2 separate regions of the Mus musculus genome follow, and region 1 is linked to region 2. Evidence: chromatin loops called from intact Hi-C (ENCODE). Cell type or tissue: left cerebral cortex. All regions are shown on one strand. Each heading gives the region's core, and the rest is flanking DNA. Links, peaks and the distances in the headings are about the cores only.

Region 1 (5,637 bases), core at 490-5,489, 62 kb before region 2:
TTTTTCCTGATTATCTCCAGGAAAAAGAAAACTTCCTGTTTCTGGTCATTCAGTGTGTAAAAATCACAATCCCAGCACTGGTTGGTCCTATAACACCACTTGTAATACAAAAACAAAAGCAAAAAAAAAACCAAACTTGGTCAGAAGTCTATTCGGCTCTTGAATAATCAAGATGAAAAAAAAACTAAAGATTTTAACTCTGTCACTTTAAACAACAGCAACACTCACCACAAAGAGAAGACAATGTTCAATAAAGAGAATTTGAAATAACTCTGTATAGATTAAAAAAAAAAAAAGACCTAAACAGCATTCAGATCAATTAAATATTACTAAAATAGCTGTATTTGAGATCTTAAATACTGGATAGGTTAAACTAGTCAATAACTACAGGATACTTTCTAAGGCTTCCAATGGCCTGTTAAATCTGAACTATGATGGCCTCTGCCTTCCTCTAGGCGCTACCTACGTTTGTGGGTGATGGGATACGTATCTACGAAATGAGATACACTGAACTGTGATGCTATACCAAACTTTTGATAATGGTGAAAAGTTTTACACTTGCTCTCTGATACGAACTTTGGACAAACAAAGAGCAAACCTCAGGGCTAGCTCCAGGAAAGGGCCCGGCTAAACTTTCTGCTTGAGAAAACTGACCTGCGGAGATGAAAAGTCCTGTCTGATGAGCTGAGAAGGACTCCAAGCTCCCTCCATTTATGCATTCCAGCTGCCAGGAATTTGGCCCGCGGGACTTTTACAGCTAAATTCCCCCCTGCTTTACACCTTGCAGGGTGACAGGCTAGGAAAAGTGGTCAGATTAGAATAAAGTGGCCCATCATCTATTCCAAGGTCACCAAAAGTCTTACTGTGGCCACCGTAGTGCCTCCATTCTGAAAAGAGGAAATAAAATACAGCGGCAAGAAAATACAACCAGAGCCATATTTCTGAAGAAGAAAAAAAGTTGTTCTTCACCGCTCTAGCAGAGTAACTTTGCAGGTCTCCGTAAGGACACAATGGACACTGATGAAAAGTGTCACCAAACCGCTCCACTTTCTGGGATCTCACACTTCTCTCCTCACCTGAGAAAGAAGATCCTGACCCTACTCTTTCAGGCTGCTGTGGGGATTGGCACTAAGACACGAAAGGACCTGTCCTCAGAAGCCATCCCATAAGAGGTAACAGGATGACCTAAAAAGCTCCCTTGAAGTTATTCTACTGGATGTACTCAAAGAACGCAGGAAAACGTCCAATGCCGTGGCTCGTTCAAGAGTTCCAGTCTCACTTTTCCTAAAGTAAAAAAGTGTTGACCAATGAAGGAAAAAAGCACTGGAGAACTAAGTAGAAGCTGCCCAAACTCCTCCGAGCGATAACTGACCGCAGCTGTCTGAGAACAGGAGCTACTATTTAAGCCAACTAACTGCAAACAAAGTTTTCTAAAGCAAACTGATGGCTGGAGACTTTGACCTCTCCTAACTGTGTGTGACAGACATCCAACACGACTTCTTCTTGAAAATGGCAATTCATACACTAGTTTTCGATCAAGTCCTGTGAGGTAACCGTCCTGAAGTCACTCTTTAATAAGTGACCGGGAACAACTCAAGGATGTCAAGAAGGAGTGTCCCGCATTAGGTTCCACTGAACTGATGGGACTGGAACCCAGAACTTCCCACGCTGGACCGTGAGAAGACGCTGCAGGTGGAGGCCTACGAGGGGTTCATAAGGGACCCTATCCCCGCACCCCAGGCCCCAGATACTGGAAGAGGTGCACTAAAGGGGGTGACCGGCCTTCCCCGCCTCCCTGAGGCAGGAGGACTCCCCGAAGCGGCGGCCGCTCCCCTCAGGACTAGCGCTGACATCCCCAAGCGTCCCGCCCAGCCTCGCGATCCCGGGGCCGGAGGGGCCGGGCCGCGCCCCCCGCGCTCCAGCTGGCCCGCGCGCCCCACCCAGCCCGCGCCGCGCGCCTCACCCGGTCGGAGCTGCAGGCCGCCGTCGCGCCGGCTGCACCACAGGGCACGCTCGCCCTGCTGCAGGATGTAGTGGTCCTTAGCCTGAAAGAGCTCCATGCCGGCCCCACGCGCTCCGGGAGGCGGCGGTCCCCCGGCCCAGGCACGGCAGCGGCCCGCCCTGGAGCGATGCTGGAGTCCTCCTCCACCGAGACCACCAGAGTCCGTGCCTCAAGGAGACTCCGAGGACCCAGCCCACGGAAGAACAGAGTGGGGAAGCACTCGGGGGCCTGACCCGCGGGCCAAGAACACGCTTGGGCGGCCGAGGCCCGGGAGGCCTTTTCCCCCTCCCCCCACAACTCCTGTACCTAGGCTCCGCCCCCTATCCTGAGACTCCACCTCCTACAGTTCATCCTGGCTCCCTCTAGACTCCGCCTCCTCCCAGGTTCCTCCCCTCAGCGTGCAACTTTCCCTCCTATAGTTCCTCCCCTCTCCCTTAGGCTCCGCCCTTGCTCAGGCTCCTCCTCCGACCTTCCGACTCCGCCTCCCTCTGTAGTTCTCCGAAAGCCCTCCTAGGCCCCGCCCTGGTCCCGCCCACGAGTTTCTGGCTCAGCCCTCTCCCAGCCTGTGTCTCAATCCTCTTTCTCCTTTCAGCTCTCGCCGCACCTCTTTCAGTTCCTCCCTCTCTGTCTATAGCCTCTACTCCTCTGCCTCTCCCACTCGCCGGCCTTACCAGCTGCGACCTCAGGCAGGCCCTGAGCCTAAGTCTGGTTATACTGGCTCGACGCCCTTTATGCAGCCATTTCTTGATCTTTCCCTGATGTGCAAGCCAGTCCTTCATTCCTTCCATTAGCTCCTAGAAAAGTCTGGTCAAGTCCCCGAATCCACCTGACATTCCTTCCTCCTCGGAGTACATTTACCCCTAGTCTGAGCAAAGACCAAACCAAGCCCAGAAGTACAGCCATGGTTGTCTCCAGGGTTCTACCCCAAGTTAGCACTCGGCTGAGCAGAGGCCGCTCTGTTTTGGCATTTCCTATTAGAACCTGGACACCAATAATCATTTAGTAAATGCACATTAGTGGAGATGTGTCTCCACAGAATACACACTTAGAGTTAGCTGGGCTAGTGAGGAGAAGGTACAGCAAAGTCTGAGAAGCCGGCCTACAGGAAGTCAGTAAAAGGGACGTCACTCAGAGATGGTAAAATGGCCAGGTGTCAATCTGAACCAGAAAGATTTAGGAGAAAAAGCTTCCAGTTCTAGACCTATCTCCCAGTCTCCAGACTTTGGGTCTGTCTTGTTCTGTGTGATCTTGGGACAATTTTAGTCTCTACTGATTGAATTCGTGACCTTTACTACACTCTTAGACTCCCAATTCTGTATGTTCCTGTCTTCCTTTAAAGCAATCTTTAAAAAAAAAAAAAAAAAAAAGAGGCCTAACCACCGGAGCTGGGTGGCTCAAGAGTACTTTGCTACTTTTGCAGAGGACCTCCGGTTCAGTTCCCAGCACCTCCAGGGCAGCTCACAACCAACTGTGATGAGACACCTCTTCTGACCTCTGTTCCTGTATGGGTGTAGTGCACAGGTTCATAAATATAAAGTAAATGGTGGTGCTGCTGCTGCTGGTGGTGGTGCTGCTGGTGGTGGTGCTGCTGTGTTGGGAGCCGCGCCCACATTCGCCGTTACAAGATGGCGCTGACAGCTGTGTTCTAAGTGGTAAACAAATAATCTGCGCATGTGCCAAGGGTATCTTATGACTACTTGTGCTCTGCCTTCCCCGTGACGTCAACTCGGCCGATGGGCTGCAGCCAATCAGGGAGTGACACGTCCGAGGCGAAGGAGAATGCTCCTTAAGAGGGACGGGGTTTCGTTTTCTCTCTCTCTCTTGCTTCGCTCTCTTGCTTCTCTCTCTTGCTTCTCTCTCTTGCTTTTCTCTCTCTCTTGCTTTTCTCTCTCTCTTGCTCTTTCGCTCTCTTGCTTTTCTCTCTCTCTTGCTTCTTGCTCTCTTGCTTCTTGCACTCTGTTCCTGAAGATGTAAGAATAAAGCTTTGCCGCAGAAGATTCTGGTCTGTGGTGTTCTTCCTGGCCGGTCGTGAGAACGCGTCTAATAACAATTGGTGCCGAATTCCGGGACGAGAAAAAAACTCGGGACTGGCGCAAGGAGGATCCCTCATTCCGGAACCAGAACTGCGGATCACGTTTATAAAGGTTCCCATAAAACAGACTGTTGAGAAGGATTCAACTGCCGAATTCAGAACTCATCAGCTGGGGAACGACGGTGATAAAGGTTCCCGTAAAGCAGACTGTTAAGAAGGATTCAACTGTATGAATTCAGAACTTTTCAGCTGGGGAACGAGAGTACCAGTGAGTACAGCTTCACGAGGTAAGCCTGGCCTTGAACTTTCTAACGAAATTCAAGACAGTCTATCAGAAGTAAAGTGGAAAATGTTTGGCCTTGAATTTTTTCTAATGTTAGGAGCCCTTTTGTTCCTTTTCACATGTTATCAAGTGATTAAGATAGGGCTGAAAATTCTAGAGGAAATTCAGGACAAGCTATCAGAAGTAAAGCGGGGAGAGAGAATAGGAACAAAGAGGAAATATGGTACACAAAATAAGTATACAGGCCTTTCCAAGGGTCTTGAACCCGAGGAAAAGTTTAGGTCAGGTAAGAATACCTGGAGAGAGATTAGAAGAAAAAGAGGAAAAAGGGAAAAGAAGAAAGATCAATTAGCGGAGGTCTCTAGGAGAAGGAGCCTGTGCTCTGAAGAAACAGACTGGGAGAAAAAAGCGGCTCATTATGAAAGAAAAGGATACCAGCCGCCAAGTAAAGTGCTAACTAGTCATTTAAGGAAAAAGCCAAAAGCGGCTGGCGAAGGCCAGTTTGCTAATTGGCCTCAGGGCAATCGGCTACCAGGTGCACTCCCGCCCTATGCGGAGTCCCCGCCCTGCGTAGTGCGTCAGCAATGCGCAGAGAGGCAGTGCGCAGAGAGGCAGTGCGCAGACTCATTCATTCCCCGAGAGGAACAAAGGAAAATAGAACAGGCATTTCCAGTCTTTGAAGGAGCCGAGGGTGGGCGTGTCCACGCTCCGGTAGAATATGTGCAGATTAAAGAAATTGCTGAGTCGGTTCGTAAATACGGAACCAATGCTAATTTTACCTTGGTGCAGTTAGACAGGCTCGCTGGCATGGCACTAACTCCTGCTGACTGGCAAACGGTTGTAAAAGCCGCTCTCCCTAGTATGGGCAAATACATGGAATGGAAAGCGCTTTGGCACGAAGCTGCACAAGCGCAGGACCGAGCAAACGCTGCTGCTTTAACTCCAGAGCAGAGAGATTGGACTTTTGACTTGTTAACGGGTCAGAGAGCTTATTCTGCTAAACCTGATAAGAGGTATCAATGGAAGGTCTTACCACAGGGGATGTCCAATAGTCCTACAATGTGCCAGCTTTATGTGCAAAAAGCTCTTTTGCCAGTGAGGGAACAATTCCCCTCTTTAATTTTGCTCCTTTACATGGATGACATCCTCCTGTGCCATAAAGACCTTACCATGCTACAAAAGGCATATCCTTTTCTACTTAAAACTTTAAGTCAGTGGGGTTTACAGATAGCCACAGAAAAGGTCCAAATTTCTGATACAGGACAATTCTTGGGCTCTGTGGTGTCCCCAGATAAGATTGTGCCCCAAAAGGTAGAGATA
Region 2 (5,637 bases), core at 143-5,142:
ATTATGAGACTCATCTTCTGGAAGATTAGCCAGTGCTCTTAACCTCTGAGCCATCTCTCCAACCCCCAGATAAATATTTAAAAAGAAAATGTGTTTACTTCATCTAACCTTCTGAACATTTCTGCCTAACAATAATACAGAATGCTGCAGGGCTGGCCATTTTCTTCTTGTGATGGAGTGGCCATCCGGAGCTATGGCTTCCTGCAGCTGCCCAGCATTGTATTGCTGCCAACACCACACACCAAATTTGCACCACATACCACTAAGCCAGGAAAAGATCCAAATTCAATATTTGAAGCTTCTACTCGGTATAGCCTGTGTTCTTACACTGACTCAGACCACAGTAAACCAGGGACCATCTGCAGCCCGGGTTGCTTGCTGCAACTGGGAGATAGAAAAGAATCCTGTAAGATTTCACTTTTATAGATTGAAAAAAATAAAAAACAAAAAGCAAAACACATACATACACACATACACACACCAAATCAAATGCTCTGAGTTTGGAAGAGGTTAAGAGATTTTCAAAATTCTGCAGCCCTTAGGAAGTCCTTTGCTGCTTGATTACTGTGATGATTAATCTTGTCTGCTTGATGGGATTAGAATCACCATGGCAACCAGCCTCTGAGGATGCCTGTGAGAATTTCTAGACTCTTTTCATTGAAGAAGACTCTGAAATTGGGTGGCACCACTCCCTGAATCGAGCTGAACATTATCATTCTTTTTTCTTTTTCTTTTCTTTTTTTCTGTTTCCTGATCAGCCACCTCAAGAGCCTGCCACCAATGCCTTTACACCAAGAAAGACTGTATGCTGAATGTGTTAGCTAATAGGTCCTTCCTTCCTTCCTTCCTTAAGTGGCTTATGTCAGGTATTCCTTCCTTCACAGCAGTGAGAAAACTAATCCACCACCAAACCCACTTGGCACCAAATTGTGAGATGTGATGACCTGGATCTGTACAAATCCTGCCTGCTCCTTGCTGTCTTGCTGGCATGTGTTCCATGTATTGAATAAGAATGTTAACCACAATTAACCTTATCATCAGCCAGGCACCACTTGCCATTCTTTGCATGTCTGGATTCATTTAACCATTTCCCTATTTTGTAAATGAGGAGCCTGGGGAGGGAAAGACTCCCTGTAACTGGTCACTGTCTCAAAGCTTTGCACAGACTCCAAAGCTGTGATTTCTAGCTTGGAGTGTGTACTGGCTGGTTTTGTGTGTCAGCTTGACACAGGCTGGAGTTATCACAGAGAAAGGAGCTTCAGTTGGGGAAGTGCCTCCATGAGCTCCAGCTGTGGGGCATTTTCTCAGTTGGTGATGAAGGGGGGAGGGCCCATTGTGGGTGGTGCCATCCCTGGGCTGGTAGTCTTGAGTTCTATAAGAGAGCAGGCTGAGCAAGCCAGGGGAAGCAAGCCATTAAGTAACATCCCCCCCATGGCCTCAGCATCAGCTCCTGCTTCCTGGCCTGCTTGAGTTCCAGTCCTGATTTCCTTTGGTGATGAACAGCCGTGTGGAAGTATAAGCTAAATAAACCCTTTCCTCCCCAACTTGCTTCTTGGTCGTGATGTTTTGTGCAGGAATAGAAACCCTGACTAAGGCAGAGTGATTCAAGTTTGTTCTCTTAACTGCAATGCTCTCTAACTGGCACTGGGGTTTAGGTTAACTTAGCCAAGGTCCCCTTGATACCAGATACTCAGCAGTGCTAATGCCCCTAACTCCTACAGGGCCAAGACAGCTCTGTTTCCTTGCAGCCGGCAGAATGCTTGGTCTCCTGCAAGATCCAGGGCTAGAAACCCCTTGTCTTGATGTGAACATTGTATTTGGTTTGGATCGGCCAAAGGTGGCAACTGGGTTAGAGATCAGCTCACCATGATTCATGGTAAAGTAAAATAAAATAAAATAAAATAATCCAAATCAGTTAAAACTTGAGGGACCTGAATGCCTAGGTGAATAAAGCAGAAATGACCTCCTCTGTCTTTAGTTCATTCACAACATGGTCAAACTAGGACTCTCACTCAGTGGAAGGAGCAACGTATGAGGCCCCTGCTTTGATCTCCAGGCCTGGGAGTTGGGTGGGAGATGACGTTCAGCAGGCTTCTTTCTCTGTTTACATTTGAGTTTCTAGAGTCCCTAGCATGCTGGCTCGTCCTCCCTGGGTGAGTTCACTCAGGAATTATGTTGGCAGAATCCCATCAGGATGACTTCAGCCTTTTTCAGCAGGCTAAGAGTGGCAAGTATGGCAGTGGGTATTTTTGTGTGACATCGTCAGGCACCAATATTAACCTCAGGATGGTTGTGAGGAATTCAGCTTGGGGCTCTTCAGTCAGCACACTTGCATGTTCTGATGTCTCAGGTCCCCCTCTTCCTTTTCATCCTCATTTGGCGGGGCGGGGCAGGGTGTGTGTGTGCGCGCGCGCGTGCGTGAAGCACAACTCCACATAGGGAGGGAGGGAGAGGGTGTCTATGGTCTTTTCCAAGCTCTTTCAAATTTACAACCTGTTTTTCATTGTTATTGCATGCACACATGTATATGCATATACATACGCATTGTTATATATAACCTGACTAGTCTGTATATTAATGGATAACCAATTGGTGTGCTCTCCCCTCCCCTGCTCAGCACTCCTTAGTTGTAGGTTCTAAGCCTTGTGGGCTTCTCCCTAGCCACTTTGCCATGTTTATTAGTGTTGTCTGCGTTCAGCTCATGTCTAGGCAGTCATGTTGGTGAGAATTTACAGATATAGCTTCTGACATTACTAGGAGACACAATGTCACATAAAACTTCCTGACCCTCTAGCTCCCAATCTTCCTGTCCCTCTTCTGCAATGTACCCTGAGCCTTAGGCGTGGGAGTGTTTTGTAGATGTAGCCACTGGGACTGGGCTCCATTAACTGTGCCTTATGATGAGTTGAGGTCTTCTGTAGCTGTCTCCTTCAGTTGCAAAGTTCCCTTGCTAAAGGGCAAAGACTACACTTGTCTGTGGGTAAAAGGACAAATATTTAGAATGCAGTCAGTGCTTATGTTGGTTTAATGAAACAATTGTTGTAGATTCCCTAGTAACCACAACTTCGCTAGCATTGAGTAGTTGGCTAGATTGCTGGGAATGGCTTCTCTCTTGTTGAACAGGTAGATCTTAAATTCAACTAGAGAGCTGTTGGTTACCATCTAGATATGTGTACCACTATCTCACCCTTAGGGTTGTTGTGCCACGCTAATTGTTGATTCATAAACATCACAGCTGGGTAGGACTGTTGGTTGTCTCCCTCCTTTGGATGCTTGCCTTCTGTTTCCATGAGAGCCAGTCCTCTGGGAGGGGGCATTCCGGTCAGCTCCAGCCTAGGGGTCATGTCTGAAATACATGGTGCATTTAGCAATAGGGACCTACCTTCCACCTCTGGGGGCAACAAAGGGCAATAGCAATAGGTTATGTTTTGTGAGTCTCTTGGACAGTCAAATGTATTTTGAGACAGGGTCTCTCTAACCTTAGCGGTCCCGGAACTTGTTATGGTAGATCAGGTTGGTCCAAAACTCACAAAGCTCCACTTGCTTCTGACTCCTGAGTGCTGGAAGGCGTGCCCTTCCCTGCCCACCTATTACATTGTGTGTGCACACGGCCTGTGTGTAGGAGTGAGACCATGTAGTCATCAGTTTTCTTCTCTAACTTGGGTCCCCAGGTAGAACGCAGGTTGTCAGACTTAGTGGCAAGTGCGTTTACACACTGAGCCATTCTTTATGGCCCCTCTGGAGCTTTAAATTCACGGGCACAGAATTAATCGTATACTCAGTATCTTCTGAGTACACATGACCCTGAACCCTAGAGGCTCTAAGGAACCCATTCAGAGGGGAACCTGGTCCCATCCAGCTTGGCCACTCAGAAGTGTTAAATAACCCCCAAGACTCTCAGGGCACATTTCTAATTCCCAGTGACCCAGACTCCACACAGCACTTGGGCAGCAATGGGAACTGGCTTCCTTGTGTTCGTGTGAACCATCTCAGCACCGAGGTGATGCCTGAGGCTGGGGATCAGCAGATGTAGGTAGCATTTGGCAGTTGACAGGGTGGGATGAAGAAGGGGCACACAGCAAGCATATTCCTCTACCTAAGCCCACAGTCCTGAGTCCTCCTGTGCCCTAGATAAGAACTGCCTTATAAATGTGTCTACCATTTGACTAAAGTCAGGGACAATCTTTTGCTGTGTTTTCATGTGTACACAAACCTGTATGAAGAGGCTGAGGCCAATGTGGGCTGTCACCCTCAATTGCTCTCTACCTCATTGTTTGAGACAAGAGCACTCTCACTGAGCCCGTTGGTAGGCCTGTTATTTGTGCCCAGCTTTTTTTTTTTTTTTTTTTTGAGACAGGGTTTCTCTGTATAGCTCTGGCTGTCCTGGAACTCACTTTGTAGACCAGACTGGCCTCGAACTCAGAAATCCCCCTGCCTCTGCCTCCTGAGTGCTTATATGGGATCCTCGCTTCACCCACTGGAATAACCTTGATGCCATCTGTCACTCTTCAAACTTTTAGAAACCACAAAAAAACATTTTGAGAGTTATATAATCACTTTATTTTCCATCCCCCCTCAAATGTAACAACATTAAAGCCATTCCAACATATAGCTATTCCTATGGCTCCTTGCATAGCTCATATCTAGCTGAAGTTAGATATTTCAGTAACGAGATGAAGGTTATCTCATCAAAATGACAACATGTCTCAAAAACAGGTTCTCTATTCCTGTAACTCTCTTCCTACCCCTCAAAACTTAAAACCCCTTCAGTCCAAGGCTAACAGGAAGATAGCCCACAGCCACGGCTAAATCATTGCACCCAGATAGCCCACAGCCACGGCTAAATCATTGTACCCAGATAGCCCACAGCCATGGCTAAATCATTGCACCCATGCACAGAAAGGGGTCCCAGACAACCAGAGGGGTTAGGGTTAGACTTCTGGAACAGGCAACTTATTATTTATACAGAATAGACTATGGAAGAAAAGCCCCCTTTGTTAGTGTTTTACCTCCACCCCAAGTTACTGCATACCAAGCGGCTATGAATAATGGCAGCCAGCTGACTGCAAGTCCCGCAGTGCATGCAACTTAAAAGTCTCTACAGCATGGTCCCAGGGGACACTAGGGAGCCACCAGGTTGCCAGCTGAGTCTGCTGGGTTGCTGGGATTTGGAGGTGTGGCTGCTTTGGCTTCTAGCTGTTGGCTTTCAGTTTGTGGATCTTTGTTTTCAGGACCTTTCTTATCCTTGTCGGCTACCACGGCACCCATGATTTCCTGGAGTGGCTGCTCGGCCTCAAGGTTGCTGGGCTGGAGTTCATAGACTTGTACTTGACCTGGGACATCAATTGCTTTCTGCTCAAGTTTTTCCAAGATGGTCTGAACCTTCCTGACGCCATCTCTCCTGGCCTGCCGCACATCAGCTCGTCCTTCAGGGTCTACGGAATCCAGGGCCAGCAGCTCTTTGGTCAAATACTCTTCGATCATCAGGTATTTTTTATCAGTCTTCTTGCCTTCAAAGCTGTCTACAGCCTGCTCCAGCCCTTGTACCTTCTCCAGGATGGCTTCCACTTTCAGCACACCTGGATGCTTAGGGGGTGTTTCGGCTTCTCCCGATTTGGGGGCTGCAGGTTCTGCAGG

What was found. A loop is a pair of places that touch in the nucleus more often than their neighbours do. Peaks named below come from ENCODE experiments on the same cell type or tissue, not always from the same donor. Only the 100,000 strongest peaks of a DNase experiment are listed, where the experiment ranks them.
Region 1: a loop joins it to region 2, with 2.1 times the contacts of the local background. A loop is called at or near these places in 5 of 42 quality-filtered maps.

What each region holds. Positions count from the first base shown.
Region 1 is chr7:128,608,018-128,613,654 of GRCm38, reverse strand. It overlaps Inpp5f (inositol polyphosphate-5-phosphatase F), which reads right to left and starts at 2,290. Exons shown (of 20, transcript NM_178641.5): 1 at 1,964-2,290. The coding sequence starts at 2,060. In left cerebral cortex, for the core only: no CTCF peak of the experiment used is centred there; DNase peaks (open chromatin) are centred at 1,430 and 2,440; H3K4me3 peaks cover 2,098 bases; H3K27ac peaks cover 1,414 bases.
Region 2 is chr7:128,545,881-128,551,517 of GRCm38, reverse strand. It overlaps Bag3 (BCL2-associated athanogene 3), which reads right to left. Exons shown (of 4, transcript NM_013863.5): 4 at 4,537-5,637. The coding sequence ends at 5,122. Among named protein-coding and RNA genes, the nearest start is that of Bag3, 25 kb to the right of the region's middle. In left cerebral cortex, for the core only: no CTCF peak of the experiment used is centred there; DNase peaks (open chromatin) are centred at 296, 590 and 2,178; H3K27ac peaks cover 916 bases.